2 separate regions of the Homo sapiens genome follow, and region 1 is linked to region 2. A link is a loop called in an ENCODE intact Hi-C map of the cell type or tissue named here. Cell type or tissue: uterus. All regions are shown on one strand. Each heading gives the region's core, and the rest is flanking DNA. Links, peaks and the distances in the headings are about the cores only.

What was found. Hi-C counts contacts between places; a loop is a spot of excess contacts. Peaks named below come from ENCODE experiments on the same cell type or tissue, not always from the same donor. Only the 100,000 strongest peaks of a DNase experiment are listed, where the experiment ranks them.
Region 1: it touches region 2 in a loop (2.3-fold over the local background); 17 of 110 quality-filtered maps call a loop at or near these places.

The regions. Positions count from the first base shown.
Region 1 is chr7:30,715,525-30,731,880 of GRCh38, reverse strand. All of the region lies in intron 1 of LOC105375220 (a long non-coding RNA gene), which reads right to left. LOC105375219 (a long non-coding RNA gene) reads left to right here and starts at 4,594. Exons shown (of 4, transcript XR_927156.3): 1 at 4,594-4,701; 2 at 11,013-11,214; 3 at 11,957-12,047; 4 at 13,765-16,356. RefSeq lists an enhancer at 4,009-4,510. In uterus, for the core only: no CTCF peak of the experiment used is centred there; no DNase peak of the experiment used is centred there.
Region 2 is chr7:30,617,222-30,633,577 of GRCh38, reverse strand. It overlaps GARS1 (glycyl-tRNA synthetase 1), which reads right to left. Exons shown (of 17, transcript NM_002047.4): 10 at 16,300-16,356; 11 at 12,078-12,185; 12 at 11,116-11,261; 13 at 7,259-7,344; 14 at 4,909-5,018; 15 at 2,037-2,130; 16 at 1,141-1,331. Among named protein-coding and RNA genes, the nearest start is that of GARS1, 31 kb to the right of the region's middle. In uterus, for the core only: no CTCF peak of the experiment used is centred there; no DNase peak of the experiment used is centred there.

The DNA of each region.
Region 1 (16,356 bases), core at 3,588-11,587, 100 kb before region 2:
GGACGGGAGCGTGCCTGGGTGGAGAGGACACCCCCTCAAAATACCTAGGGTGGCAGATGCTGACCATCTGCTGAAGAGTTCAGCATGGCTGTGACCGACGGGCCACGTGGCTGTAGACAGAGCGAGCACACATCCTGTAATTAAGCAAGCCATCCATTTCCCGCTGTTAGACTGCAAACTGACTACCCGACGCATTGAGAAGAAAGCAATGTGTTTTTTTCTTTGTAATGATAACTTCCAGATCCCAAGAACAGTGTCAGCTGTCCATTCTGCTAGCCAGCAAAATACCTGCTCCGCCTCTCCCCTGGGGTCCTATGCCCATTTTAGACCGCAAAAGGCATAACTGCTTGCTTTTCCTTCAGTACTGCAAAGGAAGTCATCTTTTCTACCGCGGCAGCAAAGGCAGAAAGCTTCTGAAAACCCAGTCAGAGAGGCCAGCCATTCGGCTTTCAGACAGCCAGATAAGCCCCTCGCTCCTGCCTTGCCGTGGGGGAATGACAGTAGAAAGGTGTGCTGGGAACCCCAAAGTCGTGGGGAGGGAGGGCACCCAGAGTGGAGCCTGCCCACTGCCTCAACTTCCCAACAGCTGGCAAAAAGGGGGAGGGGTCCCCATGCAGACAGAAACTTGAGGACCAGGGAGTCAGCTGCCCAATTCATGGATGGGAAGACTGAGGCTCAGAGAGGGAGGGAGCAGCCCGCGGGTTTGAAGCTTGGTGGTTACCATGTGCAGCAGAGTCTTGGCCTGCAGTTGGGACACCTGGATTCTAGACCCAGCCACATCTCTCATCAGCTGTGTGGCCTTGGGTGAGCTCACATGCCCTCCATGGGTTAAGTGGTTGCAGGAAGATGTTGCCCAGGATCTCCTCCAAGGATTGCAGACCTCTCAGCCCTGCTTCTCCTCTCCATCTCAGCCCCTCTTGCACAAGAAAGGCTTTCATCTCAAGGCTTTGGGCAGGAGAGGTGGACGAGCATCAGCAGTGTGGTGCCACCATGGCTGTGCAAATGTTGGCAGGAGGGCCAGGTACCGAGGGCTGCAGCTATGTTGTCAGCAAGTCCCGACTACTTTCCTCGCCTCAATTTCCCCAGTCACACCAAAGAAGCAAAAGAGGCAGGAAGCTAGAAAAAGCCCAGGCTTAGTCAGAAACAAAGTGCCAAGTTGGAGGCAGGATTTTAGCCATTTTCAGCTCGGCTGTCCCCAGCAGTTCCTCCTGGCCCTACTATTCGCTTCTTCTGGGTCCTGCTCCTTCCTTTGCTTGCTTCTCAGCTCCACTCTATTTCCAGGGGCAGGTTTGCAGAGGAGAAGTCACCTCACCCGCACTGAGGTCCCTCTGCTGAGATAGACATACACCTTTCCTAAGCCATGCGATCCATAAAACAAGGCTGTGAGGTGCTGTATTTTATGCTCTTGTTTGGCATTTAATTATTTGGAAGAGTTTGTCTAGTTTGTCTAATAAGTACACAAGGGCAGAGACTGTCTATGTTTGATGCTGTATCCCCAATGCCTAGCACAGTGCCTGCTGAGTGATTACAACTATCCCTATTTTACAGATGTGAAAGCTGAGGCTCAGAAAGGTTAAGGAATCTGCCTAGGGCCACACAGTAAGCAAGGCGCAGGCTGAGTTTCCATCCTAGCTGTGCCCAGCTGCAAAGCAGGGTGGGTGGATGGGTGAGTGCAGTTGGTTCATGTGCTCAGTAACCAGGTGGGCTCTGTGCACCAGGGTGAAGGAACCAGAGAGGTGCTCCCAGAGTTTGCGTAACCCCATGGACAGACAGACAGACAGACAGACAGAACTGGGCTTGAATCCTGGCTCTGGTGTGCAGGCATCATGGCTGAGCTTTCAGTTTCTGCATGTATAAACTGGGTGATCCTAAGAGCACCCCCTTAGGTTGGGTAAGGATTAGATGAGGGGCTATGGGGAAAAGTGTGTTCTGGGCCCTAGCCTGCAGGGATCTCAGCAAGAACTGCCTCTCATTCCTAGGATTGTCCTTGGTCTGAGGAAAGACCTCGGGGGCAGACATGGTGCTGGCAGACATGGTGCTGGCATGGTGCTAGGAAAATTTCCTCCCACTTCTAGGAACTCCCCTCTGCTGCTGCCATGATTAGGAGAGGTGACCTTTCAGAAAGGCATCCTGTGGTTTTATTTTTTAATTTTTGAGACAAGGTCTCTCTCTGTTGCCCAGGCTGGAGGGCAGTGATATGATCTCGGCTCACTGCAGCCTCAGCCTCCTGAGTGGCTGGGACTACAGGTGCATGCCACCACACCTGGCTAATTTTTGCATTTTTAAAGTAGAATCGGGGTTTCGCCATGTTAGCCAGGCTGGTCTCAAACTCCTGACTTCAAGTGATCCGCCTGTCTCTGCCTCTCAAAGTGCTGGGATTAGAGACTTGTGCCACTGGGCCCGGCCTGTGCTTTTAGCATAAGGGACTTTGCTGCAGGACAGAGCCTAAAGGTCTAGCACACCCTTGCAGCTCTTCCATCGCCTGCCCTCCATGGCGTCCCCCTGAACCCCGAATGCCCTGCTTGCAGTCCCACTCTTCTGCCCTCCCCAGACTTCCCTCCTCTTCCTCCTCCTGTAGCTGGTCCCCACCAGTACTTCAATACCAGTCCCCATCCTGTCCATCCCAGGAGTACTCCCTGAGCCCAGCCCTTAGGTACCCACTGCACTCACAGCTATAGCAATACTTAATCCATGCATACATTCATGCAATAACTATTTATTGAGCAGCTACTGTTTGCAGACTGTGAACAAAGGCAACAAAACAGACAAAATTCCTGCCTTCTAACTAAGGCTTTACCTGCTACACAGGGCAAAAGAAGAAAACCAAGAAATAACTGAAGGTATGTATTAGAAGATGATAAGTTAGGAAAAATAAAGCAGGGAGTGAAGGGGATGCAGTTGAGAGATACGGTTTGCAATTTTAAATAATGCGAGTCTTGCATCCAGTTCCCTAGAAGCAGAGCCTGAGATGAGGATCTGGGCACGTGATGTATGGAGGGAAGTGAGGAAGCGAGGAAGCAGGGCAGAACAGGGGGCAGCAGAGCAGGGACTGGAGTCAGTTTCATTCTGGTCCCACGGGGAGCCCCAGGACATGGATTGCATGCACTCAGTCCCCACTTGAAGCCTGTGCAACCCTGAGTCTGTGAGCCCGTGGTTGTGAGCTGCCCAGAGGTGGAAGTGTTACAGGAAAGGGGTCCCAATCCAGACCCTGATCCAGATCCAAAAGAGGGTTCTTGGATCTGATGCAAGCAAGAATTCAGGGCAAGTCCATAAAGTAAAGTAAAAGCAAGTTTTTTAAGAAAGGAAAAAAATAAAAGAATGACTATTCCATAGACAGAGAAGAACTGAGGGCTGCTGGTTGCTCATTTTTATGGTTATTTCTTGATGATATGCTAAACAAGGGGTGGATCATTCATGCCTCCCATTTTTAGACCATATAGGGTAACTTCCTGACATTGTCATAACATTCATAAACTGTCATGGCGCTGGTGGGAGTGTAGCAATGAGGACGACCAGGGGTCACTCTCTTGGCCATCTTGGTTTTAGAGGGTTTTAGCCGGCTTCTTTACTGCAACCTGTTTTATCAGCAAGATCTTTATGACCTGTATCTTGAGCCAACCTCCTGTCTCATCCTATGACTTAGAATGCCTTAACCATCTGGGAATGCAGCCCAGTAGGTTTCAGCCTCATTTTACCGAGCTCCTATTCAAGATGGAGTTGCTCTGGTTCACACACCTCTGACAGAAGGGGGAAGGTAGAGGAATCTCTTAGGCAAGACAGCTTTCATTCTGCAAGGGCAATGCTATGGTGCCTTCTGGGCGGAGGGAGCAGCTGGGGCACAGGCCCTGAGATGGGAGAGCACCCGGCAAGTTCCAGGAACAGCAAGGAGGTTGGTGCCATGGAAGGAGAGTGAAAGAGGGAGAGGGTGGCAGGAGTTCATGGGTGTGGAGAGCCTTGTGGGCCACTGTAAGGCCCATGGTTCTTGCTGTGAGTGAGGTGGGAGCCATTGAAGGCACTTGAGCAGAGGAGTGACCTGATCTGACTTATCCTTCAAGGCTGGCTAAAGGCGGCAAGTGTGGAAGCTGCTCCCCCAGGGGATCCTGCTCCTCTGCATGGCATCTGCCTGCTGACCCCTGGCCCCCCACTGACCTACACCTAGGACTGTGTGCAGCAGTACTTCCTAATGCTTTATTGCTTGAGGCAAGAGGCAGGGGTTGCAAAGAGAAGGGGGGGGATGAGGCAGCAGTCAGGGGTGGGAGGAAGTGGTTAGGATCAGCCTGGGTCCTGGACGATTTACAGGGCATGTTATTGTGAATAGCAGTCAGAACAGGACTCACTGGAGAATCAAAATCACCCTTAGTCCCAGGCCTCAGCTCAGAGGGCTTTGAAAATAATGCCCCGAATAACTAAAAAGAGACAGTGCTCTCCTCCCTCCTCCTGCCTCCAGAGGGATATTCATCTGCAAATAAATGGAAACCAAATCTAGCAATTTGCATGACTCAAGCTATCAGTGTAAGCTGCCAGGATCTTTGCAGAAGATGCCTGTGGACTGTCGTGTGGTTATACAAATGTGCTGCTCTGAGGTGCCGCCCTGTGTGGCATCTTCTATCTTCTGGCTGCAGAGGCTCTCCCTGCTGTGTGCTCAACAACCTTTGAACCCTAAGTGCTGTCCATGCAGATGAGGCAAAGGGAATTTCCCAGGTAACAAGGTCCCCATCCTTCACTAAGAGGCACACCTCTGTTGGTGGTCGGGGGCTGTCTATACGGGTCACTCAGTAGTTCTCAAGCTCCTCTGACTTGCTGAGTGGTGACGGGAAAGCCCTTTACCTCGTGGAGCCTCAGTTTACCATTTAGGGGAACAGAAAGAGGTTTTCGCTGATCTACACAGCAGGAAGAGGTGCTGGCATTGAATGGATTGATGTGACAGGGCTTCAGCAGGAAAAAAAAATGGCTATGCAAATTTAAGGTGGAATTGCATCATGCAACCTAAAATATCAACAGACACCAGGCTGTTGCTTCTGGGTAGCTGGCAAACCATCTGAAGTCCCACATTTCTTGCCACTCAGCAGCCATTTTTTCTCCGGGAGATGGGGCCATTTTGGTGGGACCAGGAGTCCTGGCCCCAGAAGAGCCTTGAAGAAGCTATGGGGTCCAGGCCCCCACCTTCAAACAGGACCCTGTGGCCTCTGCCCCCACCTGCTGGTGACAGTGGCACTGGCCCAATCACCGCCTACACCATGGCTAGGACACCTTTTACATGAAAGAGGCCAGGGAAACTCTTGGGGCCTAGAAGGCCAAGGGGGAGGTTTCCAAGTTCTCAACCCCTACAGGCTCTCCAGGGGATGGTGGCAGAATAACTACTCTGGGGCCTGCAGCCTCACTTGCTGAACATCACTGCACCCCGGCAGGGCACGGTGGCTCACACTTGTAATCTCAGCACTTTGGGAAGCCAAGGCAGGGAGATCATCTGAGGTCAGGAGTTTGAGACCAACCTGGCCAACATGGAGAAACCCCATCTCTACTAAAACACAAAATTAGCTAGGTGTGGTGTCGCGCACCTGTAATCCCAGCTACTCGGGAGGCTGAGGCAGGAGAATCACTTGAACCCGGGAGGCAGAGGTTGCAGTGAACCGAGATCATGCCACTGCACTCCAGCCTGGGTGACAGAGTGGGACTCAGTCTCAAAAAAAAAATCACTGCACCCCATGTTGTCCTGAAAGAGGCTCAGAGAGGAGTCATAATTCTCAATCTCTCTCTCTCTCTCCCTCAGACACACACACACACACACACACACACACACACACGCACACACACACACACACACACACGGAAGAAGTCCCATTCTTCCCTCACAGCTCTGGGCTCCAGCCACCTTGCCCCGTGTGTCTTCACACATAGAGCTCTCCATCCCGGAGAGGCTGTGACCTCCCCAGTCCCGCAGCCAAAACCAATTACCGGCTCCCAATTAATCAACCCTTTAGGAGACAATGGACTCTGGCAGACCCCGGCCTGCCTGGAAGCATAAAAGCATGCTGGTTTAGATGTTCTGAGCCAGGAGGCTGCAGAGGCCGATTTATCCCCTTTGTGTCTGCTTAAAGGAACAGAACTCTCTAGAATTCCGTACCACCTGCCGGCTCCTAGGGAGCTGGAATCTGATCAGACGAAGTTGCTCTGCAGCTACCTGTCCAGAAGAGCATTGCCTGGGCAAACCTTTCTTTTAGGTTCTTGTTGGAGGTATTGGCAGGCTACAGTAGTAACTGCTGTCAATTATAAAGCACCTCCTATGTTCTAGGTACTTGCTTTTCATTATCCATTAATCCCCACTTGAGTCAGGTGCCATTATCCTGATTTTTAACGAAGGCAATGAAAAGTTGGTGAAGTAAAGAAATTTGCTGAAGCTCATTGCTGGGGTGTAGCCTGCCCCTACACCACCCACTAGAATGCAGCCTGCAGGTATTGGTTTCCTGGTACTGCTGTAACAAAGCACCACAGACCAGGGTGCTTAAACAGCAGAGATTTATTCTCTCACAGTCGCGGAGGCCAGAAGTCCAAAATCAAGGTGCCGACAGAGCCATGCTCCCTCCAAAAGCTCCAGAGGAGGATCCAGGTTCTGGCAGCTCCTGGCATCCCATGGCTTGTGACAGCCTAATTCCAACCTCTGCCTGCGTCTCCATGCATCCTTCCCCGCTGTGTGTCTGTGTCTTCTGTCTCTCATAAGGACACTCATTATTGGAAGGAGGACCCATCCTAGTAATCCAGGTTGGTCTCAAGATCTGTTCCTTAATTACATCTACAAAGACGCTGTATCCAAACAGGGTCCCACTGTGAGGCTGCAGGGAAGGGGCATCACTTTTCAACCCATGACACTCTACAGGGTGAAGTTTTTGTTTTTGTTCACTCATATATTCTAGGACACCAGAGCAGTGCCAGATTCATCAAACATGTTCAATAGATCGTTCCTGAATGGGTGAATGAATCATGACAAAACTGAGCTTCAAAACCTGGCTTGCCAGCCTCCAAAACCTCTTACGTGAGGCTTCCTCCATTTCTTAGGCTCCTAGGCTTCAACAACTCCTCATCGTTACTTTTAAACACCACTTGTTTTCTGAAGCTAATCATGAGGAAACATCAGACAATTCTGAATGGAGGGACACCCTACCAAATAACAAGAGTGGCAAGGTCATGAGAGACAAGGGAAGGCTGAGGAACCACCCCCAATTAAAGGAGAACAAAGAAATAGGACCCGTAAACACAACACCTGATCCTGGAGGGGATCCTGGACAGGGAAAACACAACTGGAAAGGACTTTATTGGGACCACTGGCAAAACCTGAATATGGACCATGTGGCTTAGCTAATAGTACTATGTCAGGGTTCTAGTTCCTGACTGTGATCACCGTACTGTGGTTATGTAAAAGAATGTCCTTGTTTTTAGGAAATGCACATAGAAGTAGGAAGTATTTAAGGCATAATGTACATATATGTGTATGCATGGCTGTGAATATTGTTGTGTATATATTTATACATATACACAGGGCAATGATGATAACACAAAGATGGCAAAATGGCAACAATTGATGAATCTGAGTGAAGGGTAGATGGGAGTTCCTTGTACATTTCTTGCAACTCTTCTGACATTTGAAATTACTTTTTTTTTAAATAATATAAAACTTAAGTCACACACGAACATGCAACAAAATTTACAAGGCAGAAAGGATCCCTAGGCACCCGAAGGCAACCACCACTGTTGCCAGCCTTTCAGGTGTCCTTGGGTGTCCTTGCACTCTTTCCTCTCCTATCGGCTGGAACTTGCCTTCTGACACCCAGTATTAAGCCCTCAGTAGAAGCAGCAGGGGAGGGAGGGGAGCAGCGGAGGGAGGGGAGCAGGGGGTGGAGGGAGCAGCTCTTGAAGGGAAGAGGGAAAGTCCTGTGCTCAACCCTGCCCCAAGGGAGCTGATGAGGCTGCTGCTTTTGTTCTGGGACTCAGGGGCACTGGGTAGGCAGGAGGTAGCCCCTTCCCTGGTTCCCAGGCCCCGGTTCTGGGTCCTGCCCACCCCTCCAGCCCCTGCCCTCATTGCCTCTCCATGCATCCAGCCACTGCCCAGGGTACCAGTGAGGTTCCCCATCAGTGGTCCTCAACTTGGGAGGGCATAGCCCTCTCCAGGGAGGTATTTTCCATTATCAAAATGCCAATGGAGTGCTACTGGCGTTTAGGGGTCAGGACAAGAAATGTGGAAAGTTCCAAATTACTTGTGAGCATTTGAGCCTGCCACCATCCCTAAAGGATGGATCTGACCCAAGTTGATGGAAAAGAAGCTGAGCCCCATCTCCTCCCCCCACCATAAAGCCTTCCATGGCTCCCCATTGCTTTTATAATTCCAAACTTCTCAATGCAGCGGGTCAAGCACCGCAGCCCAGTGGTCTCTGGATTCACCATGCTTGTCCTCATTGTTGGATCTTTGTATGCACTCTTCCCTCAGCTTAGGACTCCTGGCTGCCCCCAAGCCTACAGGTGGGAAATATGGAATGTATCTGGGGAGAGTTCAGTTGAGAACAGATTGAAAATGAGGCAGGATGAAAAGATGGGTTCAGATGAAGGCAATGGGTCTAGCTAGAGGGGCTTAAATGATGTTCTGAAACAGAAAGAAGAGGATCGGGGCCATGGTTGATGGTCTTGGCTTCTAGGAGGGGTGAGGTTCTTCCTGTTCAAAGCCACACAGGCCTCGACCCTTCTTAGAGTCTCAGTCCTCCCTGCCCTGTCTGGTCCTAGGACTAAAGCCAGACTGTTTATTTCCACCTGCACCCATTTTCTCCTTCCCCTCTGCTTCCCTTGTCCTTCCCAGGAGGCTGAAGTGGGCAGATGAGCTCATTCACTACCTCAGAGGTGAGTGACTGATAGGTCTGGGCCCCCAAAGCTGAGCAGGTCACAAGCAGAGAATGCTGGCCTCTGATACCATCATGGCCTTGAGACAGGACCCCCTGCCCTCAGCTCCAAAGGAGTGCAGGCAACCACCTCAATTCCAGACTGGGGCTTCCCCTAGGGTGGTAAGCACCAGGGAAGGCAATATAGGCAGTCAAGCTATAGATAGCATAAGCCCCATTCCACAGAGGACCCTGGCTCAGGGCTCCCCAGCAGCAAGTAAGTGGCAGAGCAGAAACTAGAGGAAGGGGAAGTAGTGAGGAAATGTGATATCTTGGTTTGGATTCCCCAAAAGCAGATCCTGAAACAAGGATCCAAGGTTATATTTTGGATATCCCCACAATAAATAGTGTTGTCCCTCTGAGTAAGTAGAGCTTCCTCCTGCCAGGGAATGCTGAGGGCCAGTGTAGGACACGTGCCTTCCAGTTATCTCACCTGAGGGGCGAGGGAGTGGAGGTAGTTATACATCATTGCCTGCCAGTCATAGATTGAAGGCTGCTCCAGAAACCTTTAAATCTCCAGCCCTTGGCCTGACATGCTTGTGGGGTGGAGACTCTGGCTGTCAGGATAAGTCTTTAGGCAAAGAGTTGCAAATGTTTACAGCACAACAAGGGAAGGGCCCAGGGAGATGTAGGTGGCTACTTCAGCCTCTGCTGCAGGGAGGTAGATGGCAACAGAAGGGAAAACTGTCCAGAGCATTTTCCAGTCTTCTGGTGGATTTCTGATGATGGTATTAAGCCCTCAAGTTTTCCCACTTTTCAGATGATAGCACCATCCAGGCTCACATCCAGCAGACAGTCTTCCAGCCTCAAGAAAGTTTGTTTGAGGCAGGAGAGAAACAGCCCTGGTGGCCTCTGACCCTGGAGTGGTGTTTCCCCAAGAATGAGGCTGTTTTGAGACAGGGTGGTCCTACACTTGAGACTGGAGAGGCAGACCCCAGGCTGACCTGTCACTCTGGTGGCTCCCGGTTCCGTTCCTCCAACATACTAGTGGAACTCATGCCTAGTTTATAGAAAACCCCAAGACCCAGGATGTTGAAGCTGAAGGGCCCTTAACCCAGCCCCAACTGCAGAGATGGAGGGATGAGGACAAGAGAGCAAAGGGGGCATTTCCAGGGTCCCACAGTCAGTCAGAGCCATTGTGTATGGTTTTGCAAGTCGTCAACTAACAGGACAATAATGTCTCTGCAGCCAGTCACAGGAAACTGTAACACAAGTCAGAGTGTCAAGTGAGAGAAAGACCAGCTAAATGGATGAATGTATTCATTTCTGATTGCTGTTGTAACAAATCACCATGAACTTAATGGCTTAAACCCACAAATGTATTCTCTCACCACTCTAACAATCAGATGTCCAAAATGGGTTTGATGGAGCTAAAATCAAGGTGTCAGCAGGGCTGCAATCCTTCTGGAGGTTCTAGGGGACAAACTGCTTCCTTGGCTTTTCCAGCCTGTAGAATCTGCTTGCATTCCTTGCCTCATGGCCCCTTCCTGCATCAAAGCCAGCAACACTGCCCCAAGTCTTTCCCACACTGCCGTCTCTCTGCTTCTCATTCTCCTGCCCCCTCTTCTACTTGTAAGTATTCTTGTGATTACAATGGGTCCATCTGGATAATCCAGGATAATCACCCCATCTCAAGTCAGCTGATTAGTAACTGCTGTGGTTTAAATGTGTCTTCTCCAAAAATTCATGTGTTAAAGCTTAATCCCCATGGTGGTGATATTGGGAGAGGGAGATGGGGCCTTTTGGACAGTGATTCAGTCATAGATTCGTGCCTTGTAAAAGGGCTGGAGGAAACTAGCTTAAGCCCTTTGCTTCTCTGCCATGGGAGCACTCAGGGTATGTCTCCTCCAGAGGACACAGCAACAAGGCACCATCTTAGAAGCAGAGACTGGGCTTCTGGCAGAGACAGTGAACCAGCCTGTGCCTTGATCTTAGACTTCCAACCTCCAGAACTGTACGAAATAAATGTCTGTCCTTTACAAGTTATCCAGTCTCAGGTATTTTGTTACAGCAGTACACACAGACTAAGACTGAAATCTTAATTGCATGTGAACCTTAATTTCCCTTTGCCATGTGACCTAATGTTCACAGGTTCTGGGATTAGGATGTGGACCTCTTCAGGAACCATTCTTCTGCCTATCACAATGGATGCCCAGAGGCCTAAGAGATTGTTTTCGAGCAGAGGAGAGATGACAGAACCCAGACCAGCCCAGAGAAGAAGGACAAGCAGAAGGGATGGGCAAGGAAAGACAAACAACATGGCCTGATTCAGAGACACTGGCTGAGCGAGCAGGTATGCCCTGCCCGAGGAAGTGTGGGTGTGTTTGCTTGTGTGTGTCCCATCTGTCTGTATATCTCTGTATGTGTGCACACACGCATACATGCCCGTGTGTGTGCATGCATGCATAATCCTTCCTTACCCTTCCAACTGTCTCATATCAGACTTCTCCAAGGAGGTAAAATGTGAGCAGGACTTTAAAGGCAGGGCAGGGCAGTGAGCTGGGCTCTATCATCCTGTCCCCAGTAAGCAGGCCTCAACTTTGGCTGGAGGCCATCCCTACTCCCTCCCAGGTCTCACCTCTGCCTAGGTGAGCAGCTCCATAGCCACACAGGCTCTGGGCAGGGCTGAGCTATCCAGGCAGGGATGGAGGTAGAGGGTGGAAATGAAATTTCTTACCACACCAGGCCTGGTTCCTACAGCACTGAGCTCACACAAAAGGAAGGGCAAGCTCATGGTGTCCCACACTAAGGGCAGACCTCCCACCTGGTCTCCAGAAGGAGGCTGAGGCACGTATGCAGCCAGGGTTCTCCTGAGACCCCACATCCAGGTAGCAGGAACAGCACGCAGGCAGGGCTCCCCTGCCGCGAATAAGCAGTCCCCATAGCCAGGAAACATCAGAGTGGACTGAAAACTACAAGACGAAGCCCTCCTGAAGACAGAGAGGCTGAGGCCCAGAGAGGTCACAGGGCTAGGTAGGATAGAGCTGGGGTGGAATCTGAAGTTCCTCTTCAGTTTCTTCTTCCCTCCTTTACAGGATAAGAAAATAACAACAGGGAACAGATGAGGACCCCTGGTCCAGCATGGTCTGAGTACATAGGAAACCTCAATGAATGCTAAATAGTTGGGTGAGTTGATGCATGAATAGATACAGAGAGGGAGGGAGGGAGGGAGAAATGGAGGAAAGGAAGAGTAAATGGATGGATGGATGGATGGATGGATGGATGGATGGATGAATGGATGGATGGATGAATGATGGATGGATGGATGGATGGATGGATGGATGGATGGATGAATGGATGCATGAATGATGGATGGATGGATGATGGATGAACGGATGGATGGATGGATGGATGGATGATGGATGGATGGTGTAGGGAAGAGAAAGAGAGATCAGACTGTTACCGTGTCTATGAAGAAAGGGAAGACATAAGAAGCTCCATTTTGACCTGTACCTTGAACAATTGCTTTGCCCTGAGATGCTGTTAATCTGTAACTTTGCCCCAACCTCTTTGCCCCAACCTTGAGCTCACAAAAACATATGTTGCGTGGAATCAAGGTTTAAGGGATCTACAGCTGTGCAGGATGTGACTTGTTAACAAAATGTTTACAAAGAGTATGCTTCATAAAAGTCATCGCCATTCTCAAGTCTTGATAAATCAGGGGCACAGTGCACTGCAGAAAGCCACAGGGAACTCTGCCCTGGAAAGCCGGGTATTGTCCAAGGTTTCTCCCCATGTGATAGTCTGAAATATGGCCTCGTGGGATGAGAAAGACCTGACCGTCCCCCAGCCCGACACCTGTAAAGGGTCTGTGCTGAGGTGGATTAGTAAAAGAGGAAAGCCTCTTGCAGTTGAGATAGAGGAAGGCCACTGTCTCCTGCCTGCCCCTGGGAACTGAATGTCTTGGTATAAAACCCCATTATACATTTGTTCAATTCTGAGATAGGAGAAAAACCACCCTATGGAGGGAGGTGAGACATGTTGGCAGCAATGCTGCTTTGTTATTCTTTACTCCACTGAGATGTTTGGGTGGAGAGAAACATAAATCTGGCCTACGTGCACATCCAGGCATAGTACCTCCCCTTGAACTTAATTATGACACAGATTCTTTTGCTCACATGTTTTCTTGCTGACCTTCTCCCTATTATCGCCCTGCTTTCCTACTGCATTCCTCTTGCTGAGATAGTGAAAATAATAATCAATAAAAACTGAGGGAACTCAGAGACTCGTGCAGGTCCTTGGTATGCTGAGTGCCAGTCTCCTGGACCCGCTGTTGTTTCTCTATACTTTGTCTCTGTGTCTCATTTCTTTTCTCAGTCTCTCATCCCACCTGACGAGATATACCCACAGGTGTGGAGGGGCAGGCCACCCCTTCATCTGCCGCCCAACATGGGTGCCTTTCTCTAGGGTGAAGGTACGCTAAGAACGTGAGCATTGAGGACAGCCAAGGAGAGATTCCCGAGTATGTCTATGGTCAGCCTTGTGGTAAGCTTGTGTGCTTGGAGGTACCCAGGGTAACAATGGGGCAAACTGAAAGTAAATATGCCTCTTATCTCAGCTTCATTAAAATTCTCTCAGGAAGAGGGGGAGTTAAAACTTCTACAGAAAATCTAATTATGCTATTTCAAACAATAGAACAATTCTGCCCATGGTTTCCAGAACAGGGAACTTCAGATCTAAAAGATTGGGAAAAAATTGGCAAAGAGGTTGGGGCAAAGTTACAGATTAACAGCATCTCAGGGCAAAGCAATTGTTCAGGGTACAAGTCAAAATGGAGTTTCTTATGTCTTCCCTTTCTACATAGACACAGTAACAATCTGATCTCTCTTTCTTTTCCCTACAGATGGATGAATAGATGGGCACTCATCTACAGGATTCTGATACAGTCATGGCATGCACCACATTGTCTCATCTTGGGACTAAACATCCCAGTATGACAGCTAGGAAGGATTCAATTAATCCCTATTCATTAATTCAAGGCAGCATAAGAGATGATCCAGGGTGTGGCTTCAGGAGTCAGGCTGCCTGAATTCAAATTCCTATTCCAAGATTTCCTAGCTGTTCTACCTTGGGAAAGTTGCTATATCTCCCTGAGTCTCAATTTCTCCATTTGCAAAGCAGAAATAATGAGAGTACCAACACATAGCGTGGTTGTGAGAATTAGATTATTTATATTAAGTGCTTAACACAGTGCTTGGTGGATAGAGAAAACTAAAAATAATATTAATTATTATTATAAATTACTATTAATTTCATGGTTGCTTACCGTGTCCTTTTCTTTATTATTAATAATAAGATAACAGAGATACTGCCCAGTAACCCAATTTCCTTCAGTGTTAGAGTCAATGGCCTTACAATGGCCCACAGGGCCCTGCATGACCTTGCTTCATGTCTTGTCTGGCCCTGCCTTCCATCTCCCTCCCTCTTTTCCTCTCTGCTCTTGCCACACTGTGCTTCAAACATGCCAGGCATGCTCCTGCTCAGGCTCTTGGCAGCCGCTCCCTACCAGGCTCATCCTCCAGAGGGCCTCATGACCCACTCCCTCACCTCCTTCAAGTCTTTGTTCTGATATCCCCTTCTCAGTGAGGTCTTCCCCCGCCCCTTTTAAATTGCCCATTCTGCCCTATCCCTGGCACTCTAATCTCCCTTCCTGCCTTAACTTTATCCCCATGGCACCTACCAAGATGTGACTCACCATGCACTTAACTTAGTCATCTTGTTTATTGTCAACTTCCCATAGCAGAATCTCAGATCTATGAGGGCAGTGAGTTATAGCTCTTCTGTTTCCCAGTGCTACAGCAGTGCCTGCGCAGAGTAGGCATTCAATAAATAGTTGTTGAATGAATAAATGATATATTGTGAGGATATTCCAGGCCTTGCTGCCTATGTCCAAAATCCCTAATCAAAGTTGAAAGGAGGCAGACATCCAAATGGAAGTGGAAACAGTTCTCAGAAACCTAGAGAGGCATCATGAAGGAGGTGGCCTTTTCCTTGAGTCTTAGAGGGTGTCCTTAGGTAGAGCTGGGGGTGGGGGACATTCCAGGCTATGGCTGACATCCGCCAAGGCCCTGCAAAGAGGAAGCGTCAGATGATGTGCAGCACAGGGGTCCCTTAAAACAGGCCAACCCTTGTTTCAGGGAGAAAGCTTAGAAAGTGGTACAGGTGACTGTAGTGCCATGAGCTAGGTTTTTGCACAGACTGTAGGGGAGAGTGCCAGGTCAGAGGCAGCCCTGGAAAATCTCATCCCAGCCAGGCAGGCAGACCCAGAGAGGTGCAGCTAGCCTTTCCATCAGCGTGGCAGCAAGAAGGATGGCCTACACTGAGCAGATGCAGAAGTGAGCTTTCCTGCCTGCCCCTTTCTGCACTGAGCCTCAGAACCTCCAGCCCACACTGGAGCTAGAGTGAAGGCACTCAGTTGGGGTGAGTGAAGCCCTTCCTCTAGAAGAGTTACACTCAAAATGGACCCACCTCTTCCACATGGCAGGATGCTGCCCCCTCCAAGCAGGGCACAAAGGAGGCTGCCAAGAAGGCAGAGGCCTGGCCTGGCAGACCCAGCTCTGCTCAGCCCCCACAGATCTGAGCTTGACAAGGGCTGCAGGAAGAAGAAGGGCAGGGCCCTGTGAGTGCTCAGCCTGCACTGAGCCTTCACTCTGGGGTGAGATGGAGGACCCACATTCAGAACCTAGCTTTGCCGCTTAGCTGTGCTGGGCAATACCTTTGAAGTCTCTCAGCCTCACTTTCCTCATCTAGAACAACTGGACCAGGCTGGGTCAATCTGGGGTTTGGAAGTGGGATTCAGAAAAACATTCAGAAACTTGAAAACTGGGGGGCTCAGGGTGCTGTTCTGGGGAAACCTATGGAGTCCATGGACATGAAAAAGCACAGAAAGCTGGTTCACAGGGAGAGGAGGAGGACGCCTGAGGGAGACCAGGGTGCCCTCAGGGAGGCGAGGGAGGTGCAGCCTGGGTTACTGATGGCTCTTCCCAATCCACGGCTGCATTTCCAGCCCGGGGTTACCTGAGACACCCCATGTCCTTATAATGCATTCTCCTTTTTTTCTCAATTTGCTTAGAAAAGATTTCAAGTGTGTTTCCATGTGGGGTAGGGCCCACGTGCTCTTTTACAAAGGGCCCTTGCTACTCCTCTGCTAAAGAGGTGGAAACTATTTCCCCTCCACCCGTCCTGTTGCTGGTTTGCAATGAATGAAGCATCAATGACATTCTGGGCATTCCTGGTCCAGGTATCAAGAAGACCTGGCAGCTTCCACTTTTGCACTCTTGGAGGAGCCAGCTGCCATGTAAAAAGTGTCACTTCCCTGAAACCACTATGCTGTGAGGAAGCCTGAGCTAACCCACTTGGAGAGACCACATAGAGAGAGTTGTCCCTGGCTAGTCCAGCCATCCCAGCCCAGTTTCCAGACAGTAAATGAAGAACC
Region 2 (16,356 bases), core at 5,325-13,324:
CAGACAACTCAATTCTGCCACAAAGCCTTTCCTAACTTTTCTAAATCTCCATGTCCCTTGAAGTTACTTCATGTGTATTAAATTTAACTATTAGAACAAACAGGACTCAGTCAAGTAACTCGTGTGAGGGAATTACATAAGACTGGCAAACTGGAGAGCTCTGACCAAGGCTACTGTTCCTCAGCCAAAACCAAACACTGGCTGCCACACAGCAATGGTTCTCAAACTTGAGTGCACGTCAGAATCATCTGGAGGTCTTGCTAAAACTAAGAAAGTTCTGCCTGCCCCCTCTGCCTCTCCACCCCCAGTTTATGATGCAGTAGGTCTGGGGTGGAGGTTTTGCTTATCTCATACATTTCCAGGGGATACTGATGCTGCTGGTCTAGGGACCACACTTTTGAGAACCACACCCAGATGGGGACACAGCTCCAGAGTAGCCAGATGGTCTCTAAAAAGTCAAGCTAGAAATTCACGACTTCTGGATTAGACTATAAACTCCTTCAGAAAAAAAAGCAGTCTTTTGCTTCTGTTTTCCCTATTACTTCTGTATCAAGCTAAGCACAGAACAGGCACTTGATGTATGTGCTCAAAGGTGATAAATTAGGCAGGCAGATGTCAATTAAAGCAGCTACTCTTTCCTTTCCCTTACCACTCATCCTTCTCCTTCTGTGCTTCTACCATCTCCATTACTGCCTTCCTATTGACCAAAACTACTGAAACATGATTCACTGTTTTGAATATATGAACACGGAAAAGCTTATACATACACATGTATACGCGTCTGTAAAAATAAAACATTAAAATGTCTAACCCTCCAAAGCCTACCAATAAAACTATGGCAACAAATTCTTAGGATCATATTTCTCTTGCCCAATAAACAAACAAGTATAAAAGCAAACTGCTGGAGAATAAGCCTGGAGCAACACAAATGTTTATAAAATATTAGAGAAGTGCTAATGGATATTTTCATAATTAAACCGGGGGACTTGAGAATCTGGGCTCTGTCTGATACAAGCCGTTCATTAAAATTAAAAAGAAAAAAAAAGGAAAGGGAGCATAAACACATCAAAATCCAACACAAATCAGTAAGAAGCAGTACACATTTCTAAGGCTAAAAATGCCAAAGAGAAGGCCAGATACCTCTGCTCTTATCTGCCGCATTGAGTCACGGTCCCTCAGAGTTGCAGTGTGGGGGGTCTTGTTCACTGTGTCAAAGTCAATGGTGACACCAAAAGCCACGCCAATCTCATCAGTCCTGGCATAGCGCCTTCCGATTGACCCAGAGGAATCGTCTACTTTGTGAGATACTCCATGCCTGGTCAGGGCTTCCGCTATCCAAAATAAACAAAGTAAATTAAAAATAAAACAATGGAGTTAAGCCCAGTGTTATCTAACTACTGTCTTACAAGCTCAGGAGACTTATAAATGGGACCAAGACAAGAAAGCAACAAGTTGAGTTGCAAGAGAAAGAAATATCCCTAAAGTTTAATAAATCCCTTGCGGGAATCCAAATCTTCACTCATACCTCCATCTGATACAGCTATAGGGGGAACAAATATGGGACCAAGAGCCAAGGCCAGAAGGTGAGTCCTGACTCCACCACCTCTATTTTTATGGCTCTAAGCAGGTCAATGGACTCTCCCCATTTCCCAGCTCTGAAATAAGTGGATGTGCCAGATGACCACCAGGATTCCTTTCAGGGCTGTGGATTCTGTGGCTGTAGATCCATTATGGTTGCTACACTCCACTCAGGTTCCCTCGATGAACTTGGCACCAAGGTCAGTATGAGAAGTAAATAATTTTTAAATCTGACTCTTGGGTCCTACCTTGCCTCACTCAAATGCCAGAATAAAACATCTGAGCAAGCATATCCTCTCGCTTAGAAATAAGAGTACAGGCTAAAATCATGTACTCTTTATAAAATCATTTATATTCTTTATTCAGTCTATATTTTTATTGAAATAAATGATACATTTCCTAAAATTCAGTCTCCTTGATGGTGTTCCCATGGAGTTTACCCAATTGAATTTGCTTACATAATTCCTTGACAAATGGCATGAACTCCTGGTTTTGGCTCAGTGGGAGGACGGAACATTTGAATGGAGCAACTACAGCAGGGAAACTGAAGAACTGGATGATTTAAAAAGAAAAAAATCCAAATATGTTAATTTGTAAATATCTAAATGCTAATATCCCAAACCAAAAGAGGTTAATATTCAGCAAGTGTTCAAGCATAACGTCATTACCAAAATGCCAGAAAACATGACATGAAAAGCAGTATGGCAAAAGAGAAGCAGAACCAGCATCAGAAACACCTGGTTTCAGCTCCGAATTTAGGCCAAGTCATGAACTCTTTCTGAACCTTAGTTTCTCCACCTAAAAAGCAGGTCTCTACCACCTGCTCTGCTTGCTTCACAAGCCCGTTACTAAAAAAGTCAAATGATGTGAAAGCATTCTGAAAGCTACTGTATATAAAAGACGGTAATTTTTTGGTTCCACATAAAAGACTTTCTGTGGAGACTACCTAAATATTCAAACAAGTGGCAGTGACCCAAACCAAAGCCCATTCTGTCTTTTAAGAGAAAAACCTATGAACCTCAGTGACCAAGTGAAACAGAAAAGTTTAATTAGCTCACAAACATATGTCCAAAAGAAATAGTACAAAACAAAAAAAGATGTTCCATATACCTACACTAAAAAGTACAGCCTTCTTAAACTGCCCTGAAATAGTTTCTGAGTAACTCAGAAATCAAAGAAAGCAAAAATAAGGCTGGACACAGTGGCTCATGCCTGTAATCCCAGCACTTTGGGAGGCTGAGGCAGAAGAATTGCTTGACCCCAGGAATTCAAGACCAGCCAGGGCAACATGGCAAGACCCCATCTCTACAAAAACTAAAAAATTAGCTGGGCATTGTGAGGCGCACCTGTGGTCCCAGCTACTTGGGAGGCTGAAGCAGGAGGATTGCTTGAGCCCAGAAGTTTGAGGCTGTAGTCAGCTGAGATTGTGCCACTGCACTCCAGCTGAGCAACAAAGCGAGACCAAAAAAAAAAAAAAAAAAAGGCGAAAATAAAAATATTCTGTGGAAGGCAAACCAATCAACCACTTTAGGTTGGAAATGGGAACTGAAGGCAGTTCTTAATACTTGTACAAAAGGTTCACTTGAAGGCAAAAACACAGAATAAATTTGTCCCATAAAAATAATGAATGACACAGGTTCCAGTTTAGCCTCTCACCCAAAGTTCAATTAACCTTTATTGCCAAGCAATGAATATCCCACTCTAAGTAAGGCCTGTATTCCACCAATATGGCTGCTCACATCACAGAAGGTTCAGAATTCTATTCCCTTCCTCCATCTTGTGATATTTCTATTTAATATAAGAGAGTAACAGGGACCTGCCTTTATAGAAAAATAATTTTTAAAATTTCACTAGCAATGTTTTTATACCAAATTTATAGGCAAATGGATTGAGGAACTAGGTGCTAATAATTTAGAAACATTTTTGGCTTCCCACAGCCTAATCAAATTTCTCTTCATGATGGGAATTCATGCAATTCATAAAACACTGTGACTAATTTATTCTTGTTTAGCCCTTACGAAATTTCTATTAAAGCTCTAGTTATATTAATATTGTTAGATTCAAAGGAACAGCTAAAAGATTTTCTAAAACCTTTTTATTAGAAAAATAAGCAGACAAAGCTTGAAGCAGACTTGACATCTAAAAAGAACACATGCAGTTATGTTTGTCATCATTTCTCAAAAAGAACCAAGCCTTATGTTTGCGCACCTGGGGCCTAGCCCAGGTTCTTACAATCTGTTGAATGAATAGGGCTGCTCCTTCAAGGTTGGGAAATGAAGATGCAACTTTAGGGCAGAGAGTACCATACTAACTTTATTAGCTATGTATTACAATAGTGTGTCAGACTAAAGTACTGGTGCCGAGAACTCACTAGTTCATTCTTTGAGGTTAAATGTCCTAGAAAGAACCACACGGTTGATGTCTAACATTACGTACACTCAAGCTTTAGAATGGCCAAGTGGATGACGCTGTTTCTTTCAATTAACCTGACATATACAACCTCTCCTTTCTAGCCATTCTTCTGGTTGGCTTTCCTAGTAATCTGCCCAGGAGTGTAACTTCTGCAGGCAGAGGTGAGGTAAAAATGGTGAAGTAAGGCAAGGAGATAAAGAGGAAGAAGGCAAGGAGCAGTGATTCAGAAGCATCAGACCGAAAAGAAAATTTGTGGGAGCTGATGAAGACTTCTTATAAACTTCTATCTTCAGCAATACTTGAATGCTAGGAAAGGCTATACCCCAGACAACTATTATCCCATTTATGATCTGTCAAGCTTTCACAGTGAAATCACTCAGGATTCTTATTTTTTTTAAAAAAACCCCAGATCCCTGGGTCTCAGACCTAGTGAATCAGCATCTCCAGAGTAGAACCTAGGAATTCACATCTTTACCCCAAAAGTACCCCAGACAATTTCATGCAGTTTGAGAGGGTTCCCTTTGATACTTTACCAGAGTACAGATACAGCTTAGTGGTCTGGCTAAATTCTAGGAGTTATCTCATCCTTCCCAATTTTCTGAAACACAGCATATCCAGAAAGTACCATTCCTTCCATTGACATAATATAGATTGTTCCCCAAAGTAATAGGTTCAGTCTAAGAATAGAGAGCACCAGGCAACTAAAACAATAGCTTCTAGAATAACCTAAAGCTCAAATAAGATAACACAGGAAACTGGTTTGTCTATACATACTTAAGCAAAGATGAGTGTTAATAGCACTAGATTATAGTAATAACTAATTGACCATTCTAGAGTCTTATTAATGTACTTCACAATGTAATTCAGAAAATTTTTATTTTCTGACACTATAACAGCACACTGTACACAACAACTTACTGTTCTCTGTTCATCTCCTTCTCGTACATGGAATGTATGTTCAAATACCGTATACATGATCCTACCCAGGCCGAAGGAAGGTTCAATTACATTCGGAACAACTTCTTCCACTGAAAAAGAGATAGAAATTCAATAACATTCTCTCAAATACCACATAATGCATTTCAGATTCTCTCTAAACAATTCACCAGCTGCGGTGGCTCACACCTGTAATCCCAGCATTTTGGGAGGCTGAGGTAGGTGGATCATCTGAGGTCAGGAGTTCGAGACCAGCCTGACCAACATGGTGAAACCCCGTCTCTACTAAAAATACAAAAATTAACTGGGTATGGTGGCAGGTGCGTGTAATCCCAGCTACTCCGGAGGCTGAGGCAGGAGAATTGCTTGAACCCAGGAGGCGGAGGTTGCAGTGAACCAAGATCGTGCCATTGCACTCCAGCCTGGAAGGCAAGGGCGAGACTTCATCTCAAAAAAAAAAAAAGAAAAGAAAAGAAAAAAATTCTTAGCACTAAAAATATCTCTATTCTAGATGGATTTTTATCTCTGTATATCAGAACAAAGAAACTAGAACATACCTAAAAACTATTTGCTGATAGGAAACATGCCTTTGAAGAGAAAGCTGGAGTGAAAAAACCTTTCACCAAATTCTGTTTATACTGTGTAAAAATGAAACCTGAGGTACTAGAATATTCCTTCACCAGTCAGCAAACTACGAATAGCAGCAGCTACACTTTATCTCTATTACCTGCCTCGGCTACCCAGAAAGCATAAAAAATCTAAGGCTTTTAATAAGATTTTGCTAGAATTTAAAATCTAACACAGCTGGCAAAATTCACAAAAACAATTCCTACATGCAAAAAGTATTACATGGTTTGTATTTGTTTAACTTTTTAGCTTGTTATCTTGATAAGAACTTGTTCAGAACCAAATTACTGGCATTGTATCACCAAGGTTCTGGGGTCAGGACGCCCTTAGGGGAGAGTTTGCTCAAAGAACAGCACTCCATCAAAGACATCTTACAGGGGCTCACAGCTCTTCATGTGGGTAAGACAACACCCGTGGTATACACAGGAAATATACTGATAATTATTACTTATTATGTGGAAAGGAAGAAGCACTGCTAAGCAATGTCCAGGTCTAAGATAACTGGTCATAACTTTGGAAGAGTTTATGTTTTTTGGGAAATGAGATCATTGGTACCAAAACTCACACACATATGGGAAAAGAGAGCCTGTTTGTCTATGATAAAGAGTTAATACTTTAGAAACATGATCAAGGCATTTTCCTCCCATCCTTCTGTGGTATCTGAGTAATGGTGATGTGCAGCTCTGAACCAGCTGCCAGGATCATGGCTATAAAGCCCCAGACTGTGACGGAAAAGCCCCAGAGTGTGATGGAGAAGCCCCCGCTTACTCCTAACACTGCTCACTGAAGCCTGGCTACAAGACAAGCCAAGAACAAAAGGAAAGGTATGCTCACTCTTTCCACTGGCAGTAGCTTCTCAAACACCCATTACTACTCCGTTTCCAGGAATTTCAATTCAGCCACAAATAAACTTCAGCATCCTTCATACGTGCTCCAAATTACTCATTGCCTAATTCACAGAATTTGTTCTACAAAAAAACATCTTCTTAACTTTTAAAAAAGCATGCAACATCACTGGTCTAAATTACTTTTTTTTTTTTTTTTGAGACGGAGTCTTGCACTGTCGCCCAGGCTGGAGTGCAATGGCGTGATCTCGGCTCACTCCAACCTCCACCTCCCGGGTTCAAGGGATTCTCCTGCCTCAGCCTCCCGAGTAGCTGGGATTACACGTGCGTGTCTCCATGCCTAGCTAATTTTTGTATTTTTAGTAGAGACGGGGTTTCACCATGTTGGCCAGGTTGATCTTGAACTCCTGACCTCGTGATCTACCCGCCTTGGCCTCCCAAAGTGCTGGGATTACAGGCGTAAGCCACCACGCCCGGCCCCTAAATGACTTTTTAACAAGTTATTTTGCCAAAGAAGACAGGGAATGAGGGCCAGGCGTGGTCACTCATGCCTGTAATCTCAGCACTTTGGGACGCGAAGGCAGGTGGACTGCTTGAGCCTAGGAGTTCAAGATCAGCCTGGGCAACATGGCAAAAACCTCATCTCTACAAAAAATACAAAAATTAGTTGGATATGGTAGCCTGCACCTGTAGTCCCAGCTAATTCGGAGGCTGAGACAGGAGGGAGGAACGCTTGAGCCGGGGAGGCAGAGGTTGTGCCACTGCACTCCAGCCTGGGTGACAGAGCAAGACCCTGTCTCAAACAACAACAAAAGCTTTAAGGAGCAGTGACTTTTTGTTTATTATTTTTACAAATTTACCATATAGTGTTTTCTGGAATCTCTTCACATTGATCATGTCTTTTGTTAACTGAAATGTTTTCCCTTCAGTTTCAATTGTGAATTCCCTACGAAGAAACAAAACACATTTTGTATTAGTTCAAACAGGCACCCTGTGCCTTAATTTAAAGGAATTTTGTAGATTGCTAAGTTGTTTTTTCTTTTTATAACTTGATCAACTCTCCAGATATAATAAGTGATGTCAAATTTAAATTATTTCATAAGAAACACCAAATTAAGCATTAGTCTAACAATGGCACCAAAAAGTACTCTGAGGACATACACCAAATTTTGACTAGTTTTATAAAACTCCACAAGTGACTTAATGACAAATTCCTTTGGTTTTGAATCAAGGTAAAACCAAAAACAACTTTTTGAAAATTCAGTTTTAGAATAATAACAACTTTGTCAGAAATAGGCCTGCTGGTAAAAACACAAGGGTTCTCATTACTGTCCCAACAAATGTACAAATGAACCAGCATGCCATCTTACAGAAGTAATTTTACAATCCAATACCCACACTATTTTCAAAATAAATTTGGACATTTGTGTTGATGAAGATCAGTTTAAAAGAAGTTTAATGTTTCTGTTTCATATGGCAATATAAAATATTATCCCCCTCAAAATCACTGGCTGCCATGTATTTGTGTCCTGAGATATGCCCATTCAGTTTCAGGTTATAAGAATTCATCTTTATAAAGAGCTTCATGTAATACCTGTATTTCAGCTTAGGAGGTATTTCCTCACATTTTGAATATCCATTTGGATTTCTCCTCCCTCCCAAGCAATTCAGTGCTAGGATAGAGAGCCCTCATGTGGTTGTCTCAGAAGCTGGATAGTTGGCATATGTTATAACTGTATTTTGCTAGTTTCCACCTGTGATAATCTCATGCCTCATCTGACTGGTGTTCACTGAATTCTTCCGTTTTTACTATTCTGTCTGAAGTCTGTGTGTGCATGCATTCAAGGTTCCATTACATACACAGTGTCACATGCATTCTCTCTGTGAGCACAGTCTAAGTGTATCATAGTTAACAGCTATAAAAGAGTTGCAATTGGGTCAGGCGAGGTGGCTCACACCTGTAATCCCAGCACTTTGGGAGGTCAAGGTAGGTGGATCACCTGAGGTCAGGAGTTCAAGACCAGCCTGGTCAACAAGGTGAAACCCCGTCTCTACTAAAAATACAAAAAATTAGCTAGGCGTGGTGGTGCACACCTGTAGTCCCAGCTACTCGGGAGGCTGAGGCAGGAGAATTGCTTGAACCTGGGAAGCAGAGGTTGCAGTGAGCTGAGATCACGCCACTGCACTCCAGCCTAGGTGACAGAGTGAGACTCCATCTCAAAAAAAAAAGAGTTGTAATTGACAAGGAGACAGCCATTATTTGAGAATAATTAATAAAGCAAACTGTGTTTATGGATAATGATATTTAACTAGTAATATAACTTAGTCCATTTTAATGGGATTTGATATTGTTTTAGTATAAATAGATGTTAATTCTGGAAGACGAGAAATGTTTTTAAATTTTTCTGAAACAGGTATCTTCAACTTGCAAGAGTTCATCTTTGTCCCATCTGTTCTTTGTTCCTTTTCCTTTTCTCCCATCTTCTTGTGGAATATTTTTTCTTATTCTACTTTATCTCCACTATTGGTTTATTAGTTACACCCCTTTTTTGTGTGTGTTTTTTTTCCAGGTGATTGCTCTAGAGTTCATTCTATCCATTTTTTAACTTATCATAGTTTATCTTCAAGTAATATTACACCATTTCACATATAATGTATACACCTCACAAGAGTATATTCCCAATTCTTTGCTCCCACCCTTTGTGCTACTGATAGCATACATTTTACTTCCATGTTATAAATTCCATATTACTTTAAATACTCCATTATCTTTTAAAGAAATTAAGAGATGACAGAGAAAATGCCATTTCTATTTACCCACATATTTATCATTTCTAGATCTCTCAAGTCCTCTGGGTACATCTAAACTTTCATACTTCTGCCTGAAGAAGTGCCTTTAACAATTCTCATAGTGGAGGTCTGCTGGCAATGCACTCTCAGAGCCCCGGATTGTCTAAAACAGAGGTGTTCAATCTTTTGGCTTCCCTGGGCCACACTAGAAAGAACTGTCTCGGACTGCACATAAAATACACTAACACTAACCACAGCTGATGAGCTAAGAAAAAAAAAATGCAAAAAAACCTCATAATGTTTTTTGAAAGTTTACGAATTTGTGTTGGGCAGCATCAAAAGCCATCCTGGGCCACATGCAGCCTGCAGGCCGCAGGTTGAACAAGCTTGGTCTTAAAGTACTTCCTCTTCATTTTTGAAAGATATTTTTGCTGGGTGTAGGAATTTTGTCTTAAAGCACTTTAAAAGATTTCATTCCATTATATTGTGATCCGCGCAGTTTTTGATATGAATTCTAATCATTCTTATCTTTGTTTGCTTTTATGTGATGAGTCTTTTTCCCCACTAGCTGCTTTAAAGGTTCTTCTCTTCATCCCTGGTTTTTAGCTATTTGATTCTCACGGGTCTTCATGTGGTCATCTTCGTGTTTATCCTGCTTGGGGCTAAGCTTCTTGAATCTGTAGTTTTAGCGTTTTCATCAAATTTGTAAATTTTCTAGCTACTGTATAATATTTTTTCTATACACCCTCTCTAGGACTCTCAATTACACATGCATTAGACTGCCTGATATTGTCCCACTGGACATCTTTTTCCCAGTCTCATTTTTTTCTATGCTTCATTTTGGATAGTTGCTATGTCTTTAAGTTCAATGACCTTTCTTCTGTAATGTTTAATCTACTGTTAATCCCATCCAGTGACATTTTCATTTGAGATATTGCCTCTAAATGTTTCATGTTGTTTATATATATAAAAAACATGTGTTTATATCCATATTACACATATATTTTTCCATTTCTCACCTCACATGTTAATGTTTTCCTTTACACCCTTGAGTACATGAAGCATATTTATAATAAGTGCTTTAACATCCTTATGTACTTACTGCATCATGTTTGTTTTTTCTGGGTGTTTCTTTTGACTGACTTTACTTCTCATTTTCCTGCTTTTTCATATATATAATAATTTTTATTGTTTGCTGGATATTGTAAGTTTTACACTGTTCAGTGCTGGATTTTGTTGTATTTCTTTAAAGGCTTTTCTCTATTTTTTTTTTTTGTTTTTTTTTTTTTGAGACGGAGTCTCACTCTGTTGCCCAGGCTGGAGTGCAGTGGCACGATGGTGGCTCACTGCAAGCTCCGCCTCCCAGGTTCACGCCATTCTCCTGCCTCAGCCTCCTGAGTAGCTGGGACTACAGGCGCCCGCCACCATGCCCGGACAATTTTTTTGTATTTTTAGTAGAGACGGGGTTTCACTGTGTTAGCCAGGATGGTCTCGATCTCCTGACCTCGTGATCTGCCCACCTCAGCCTCCCAAAGTGCTGGGATTACAGCCATGAGCCACTGTGCCCGGCCTTCTCTATTGTTTATATTCATGCTTAAACAATTACAGAGAGTATTCTAAACCTCCAAAAAGGAGAGAGAAGTGACCTGAGAGATAGTAGATGTAGTTTCTAACCCTTCCTTCCTCAGCCTGGCTGGACAAGTCTCTTTGTTTAAGACAGTTACTAGGAAAAAAAAAAAGTATATTCTATTTCAAATCTTTTTTCAGGCTATAATGCCAAAATCTCGGCAAAGACAGTCTTTTAAATGCAGCCAAGATACAGTACTTACCTGCAAAAAATCTTAAGAAATTAATCTCATCCTTTCAGAACCTGGCAGATGACACAACTGACTGGAGCCCATGGAAGAGTAAACATCTGATATCTTACCCTTTCTCATTCAGCAGCATCTCCATTTCTGTAATGTAGCACTCATCACAAATGGCAAGATACTCCATCACCAGTTTTGCATCCTTCTTATATGCCTTACCAATTGCTCCCTTACTGGGTTCAAACTGAACAACATTGACTGTTTTGTATGAAGTAGTCAAGGAATCCAAAACTACAGCACTGCCTCAGTATTTCAGAAAATGAGCCTGAGAACAATCAATCATCAACTTAAAACCATGCCAGCTCTCTATCAGTACTCCAGATCCTGTTTATGCTGATTTTAAGGCAAGATGAAACACCTGTCCACAAAATCATTCAGACAACTCTCATCCAAAATTAACACCATCAATAGAAACTTTTCCAGTTACAGTGAGAAAAAAGAGATATTATCTAATCAGCAATGACCCAACCCATAGCATAAGAACTTCTGATAAGTATTTCTAAAATGCTCAAAACAAGATCTATTTCCTGTCACTGACCTACCCCTAAGAAATCAGCTCATAACTTCACTGCCTACTAAAGAAAGAAAATTTCTATTTTGCTGATTTTCAGACCAAGTGAGCTAAATTATTATTTCAGCTACTATCAAATGGCACTCATCTTTTAATGGAAAAAGCTTTCACCAGGTACCCTTTATTTAAAGAGCACGTAGGTAGGTGCAGGTGTGAAGTGCGTTTTGGAAACAGCTGAGAAAAACTATTAACGTTCTGAAAGATATTCAGAGCATTTTTCTAAATATGCTTCTTTTAAAGGCCAAACATTGAGTGGGCACACGTCAGACTACAAGTACAGAGAATAGGAAAGGAACAAAGGGATAGGTAAAATAATAGGTTTAAACAAGCGTTACTACAGTGTCTAAAACATCTCCATTTATCCATAGAACAAGGTAAAGACTTGGACTTATTCATTAGCAAGATGTTCACATGTGAATCCTGAGTTTTTGGAGTGACCAGAAAGGATATGGGTTCTTTCAGAGGTTTCTCAGCTACAAGTGGGACTTTGGTGGCTCGTGCATGACAGGAGAGGTCATAACAGGAACGATCAGCACATCCAACAATCTCAATCCAACCCTAAAAAGATATAATCAATAAAAACATTACTTACTTATTATTACTTATATTGGGTTCATTCACAAATGCATGCAGATTATAAACCTTTCATATATTCAATGATAATTCGATGATATAATCTTCATTCAAATTTCATAAATATTTGAAATGGGAATAGCCTCATATATCAGGCAGCTAATAAGCCTATAAAATATAATTCACACTGATCTGGGTGTGATGGCTCATGCCTGTAATCCCAGGTACTTGGGACGCTGAGGTGGAAGGATCACTTGAGGCCAGGAGTTTGAGACCAATCTGGGCAACACAGTGAGACCCTATCTTAAAAAAAAAAAAAAAAAGAAAGAAAAAAATATATAATTCACACTGTACACAAAGTAGTCTTCCTTTCTGGATGGATTTATATTGTTATACTGAGTCTGTGGGGTAAACTAACATATTCTGGAATTTAATTATGGAAATTAAATGTGAACCTAGACAAAGCCTGTAAATTTGGTTCAAATTTGTGAACAGAAATCAAAATGAATTTGGCAGAAACCACTATTCTTTAGATGAAGTACCTAGTGTTCTCACAACTTGATATCAGATGGCTGACTAAACACATACTTCAGCTGGCCATAAATGTGGGCATTTGGATTCAATTCACTTTCTTCACTGAACAAAAGAAAACTCAGTATAAGAGTGGGTAAAGTTCAGGTCACACAATAAAATTATATAAGAGCATTATGATCACATTGATGCCAGGTTCCCTTTCTTATAAATACACACATAAGATACTTTTAAAAAGCAAAATTTAAATTATTTTCAAAGAACCTGCAATGAATTGAATGCTTGTGTCCTTGACAAAATTCGTATATTGAAATCCTAACTCCCAATGTGATGGTATTAGGAGGAGGTGCCTTTGGGAGGTGATTAGGTCATGAGGATGGAGCCCTAATCACTGGAATTTGGGACCCCAGAGAGCTCTCTTGCCCTCTTTCACCATGTGAGGATACAACAAGAAGTTGGCAGTATGCGACTGAGAATGGGGCCCTCACAAGGATCAGACGATGCTGGCACCCTGATCTCTCAATTCCAGCCTCCAGAACGGTGAGAAATCAATGTCCATTGTTTATAAGCCACTCTGTATGTGGTGCTTTCTTATAGAAACCCCAACTATGACAAACTCTTAAGAACCCGTTATTTCAATAAGAACAAGAGTTTGTAAAGAGCTTATTTTGGTAGATACCTAGTTAGTCCTTCTCAAGAAGATTCATTTTTTTTTTTTGCCCTTGATCCAAAGAGTTTGGGGAAATTCAACCATCAAAACTACTAAGCTTGGCCAGACACAGTGGTTCGTGTCTCTAATCCCAGCACTTTGGGAGGCTAAGGCGGGTGGATCACCTGAGGTCAGAAGTTCAAGACCAGCCTGGCTAACACGGAGAAATCCTGTCTTCATGAAAATACAAAAATTAGCTGGGTGCAGTGCCATGTATCTGTAATCCCAGCTATTTGGGAGGCCGAGGCAGGAGAATCGCTTGAACCCAGGAGGCAGAGGCTGCAGTGAGCTGAGAGTGCACCACTGCACTCCAGCCTGGGTGACAGAGTAAGACTCTGTCTCAAAAAAAAAAAAAAAAAAAGAAAAAAAGAAAAAACTACTAAGCTTTCCAAGCACATGTTATCACATGGGGTGTCTGTAATAAAGCAAGCAAATATAAAACTCATATGAGCTCAGAAACTCCAACACAAAACAACAACAAAAGGAATTAAAGAACAAAGCCTAAAAACATGTAACCTGGCAATCTGACATTCCCTATACATGTCGACTGGTTAAGTATACTTATGTTCTTAACCATATAGTTTGGTGGTTATAATTTACTGCAGATGTCAACTAACATTTATGTACTGAAAGGTAAAATTACAAAAACGTGCCTGAGAATAACAACATTGGGATAGTGGTTACTTCTCTGGATGGAAAGAGAATTGGTGTGGCATTAACTGCAACGGTAAATTTTTTTATTAAAAAAATATATAAAGTACACAAAAAGTATTAAACTCTCTAAGGGAGTTCTCCCCTCTCCTTAAGAGCCTCTGGGACTCTGGAGCTTCTTGTTTCATTTAGCCCTGTTTTCCAGTGACTTTCCATTTTCTGATCCCTAACCCTCACAATGGCACTTAGATAAGGACGAGCAGGCATCCAGTGGGGTTTATAAAGCAGTACAGCATAACTGTTAAGAGCATGAGTCTGGTGTCAGACAGCCAGGTTTATATCCCAGCCTCACCACTCACTGGCTGTGAGACTTAAGCAAATTACTTAACTGAGACAGCAAGAACAACATCTGGTTTAATCTGAAATCAGAATCAGAGCAAACTAAGAGAAGGAGCTGGGTATGAAACAAAAAGAAAAGTAATAATCTTTTCTCATACAAAAGGAAAAACATTTTATTGGTTTGATCTGAAAATAAAAAGAAGTCCCAGAAAATCTAAAAAGTGTAAAGAAATTAATGATCACCCATAATCCTAAAAATAATTACTATTATCATTTTGACATATGTCAAGCAAGCTTGCTAAGAAAATCCTAACAGATTACAGTAATTCTTTCTAATTCCACAAGGGAAAAAGAATATATTAAAAACAACATCATTAATAGCCATTTATAAACATATGCATATTATTATGCATTTATGCATGCATGTGTTAGAACACGTAGAAAAATCATCTAGAGAAGGCAGACATACCCAAGACCATGGAGCTAAGCATGATCTTTTTTCGTCTGTTTGTTTGAGACAGGGCCTCACTCTGTCACCCAGGCTTGAGTTCAGTGGTGCAATCATGGCTCACTACAGCCTCAACCTCCCGGGCTCATGTGATCTTCCCACCTCAGCCTCCCAAGTAGCTGAAACTACAGGGGCGTGCTATCACACCTGGCTAATTTTTGTATTTTTTGTAGAGACAGGGTCTTGCTATGTTGCCCAGGCTGGTCTCAAATTTCTGAGCTCAAGCAATCTTCCCACCTCGGCCTCCCAAAGTGCTAGGATTACAAGCATGAGCCACCACACCCAGCCAGTTTGGACATTTTTTAAAAGCTGTTTTTTACAAGCTGTAAAAAACAACAAAGTTATGTGACAGAGACTCATAAAGCTAAAAATATTTACCATCTGGTCCTTTATAGAAAATGTTTGCTCAATACAGAGAAGAGACATAAAACACCTGGGGAGAGGCATATAACTGGAAGTTTAATTTTCTACATAATAGTCTTCAGAATTATTTTTTCCTTTTTGTTTTAAAAAAAGTAGTCATTACTTTTTAAAATATGACTAATTTTGATTTTTAATTTTTAAAAATCCATAAAAAGAAAGCCATTCTGAAAAGTAAAAACTGAACCAAGGGTATACTGGAACCAGTGACCCCTGGACTAAAGTCTCTTTCTATGTAGGCGAGGAAGCCTCTCTAACACCCAATAAGAGAAATGCCAAAAGACTCTCAGCCTTGTTTTAGATGCCACATTTCCTCCTGCCACCAATATAGACAGCATCTCCTATATGCAAATGCCTTTCGTCCCTCCGCTTCAATACTGATGTTCATGTTTGGTGGTGGAGGCTGGAGGGGTGACAGGGCACAGGGGCAGGAGGGTACCTGGAGATCGTCTGTGAATTTTGAGTTAAATACATAACATTTGAGGAAGGTAGTTCTTAAGCCAGAGATCAGAATCAACTAGTATATTCCCCAAAGCTACTACATAGCTCATTGAGCTAAGAGCACTATGACTTTCTTTATTCAACCTCTCCACCATTTCCAATGTTTGCTGGGACTCTTGCCAGGAAGGAGAGGCCAATGTGTCTTAGATCCACTCCAGGATATTGCCAGTAATGCTGCCAATACACTGTACAGCAGTGTACACATCCGCACTGTCCCATCATACACTAACTCTGTCTCTCAGCTATCTAAGACTACAACGAGCTCCTTAGGACACTTATAAAAAGGCAGGAGGCAACTGCTTTTTCTGTTTTGCTCAGGAAAAGATCTCTTTTCTTTTCCCTTTGTTCCTCTGTGACATAAAGTGCACAAAAATTCATTTGGTACCTGTGCTTCTAAGTTAACAATGTGAAAATCACATGGTAAACAGCACTCCACTTACGTAGGATGTTTTGGATTCTGCATCCCAACAGTCACAGGCATAATGGGCCATCTCATT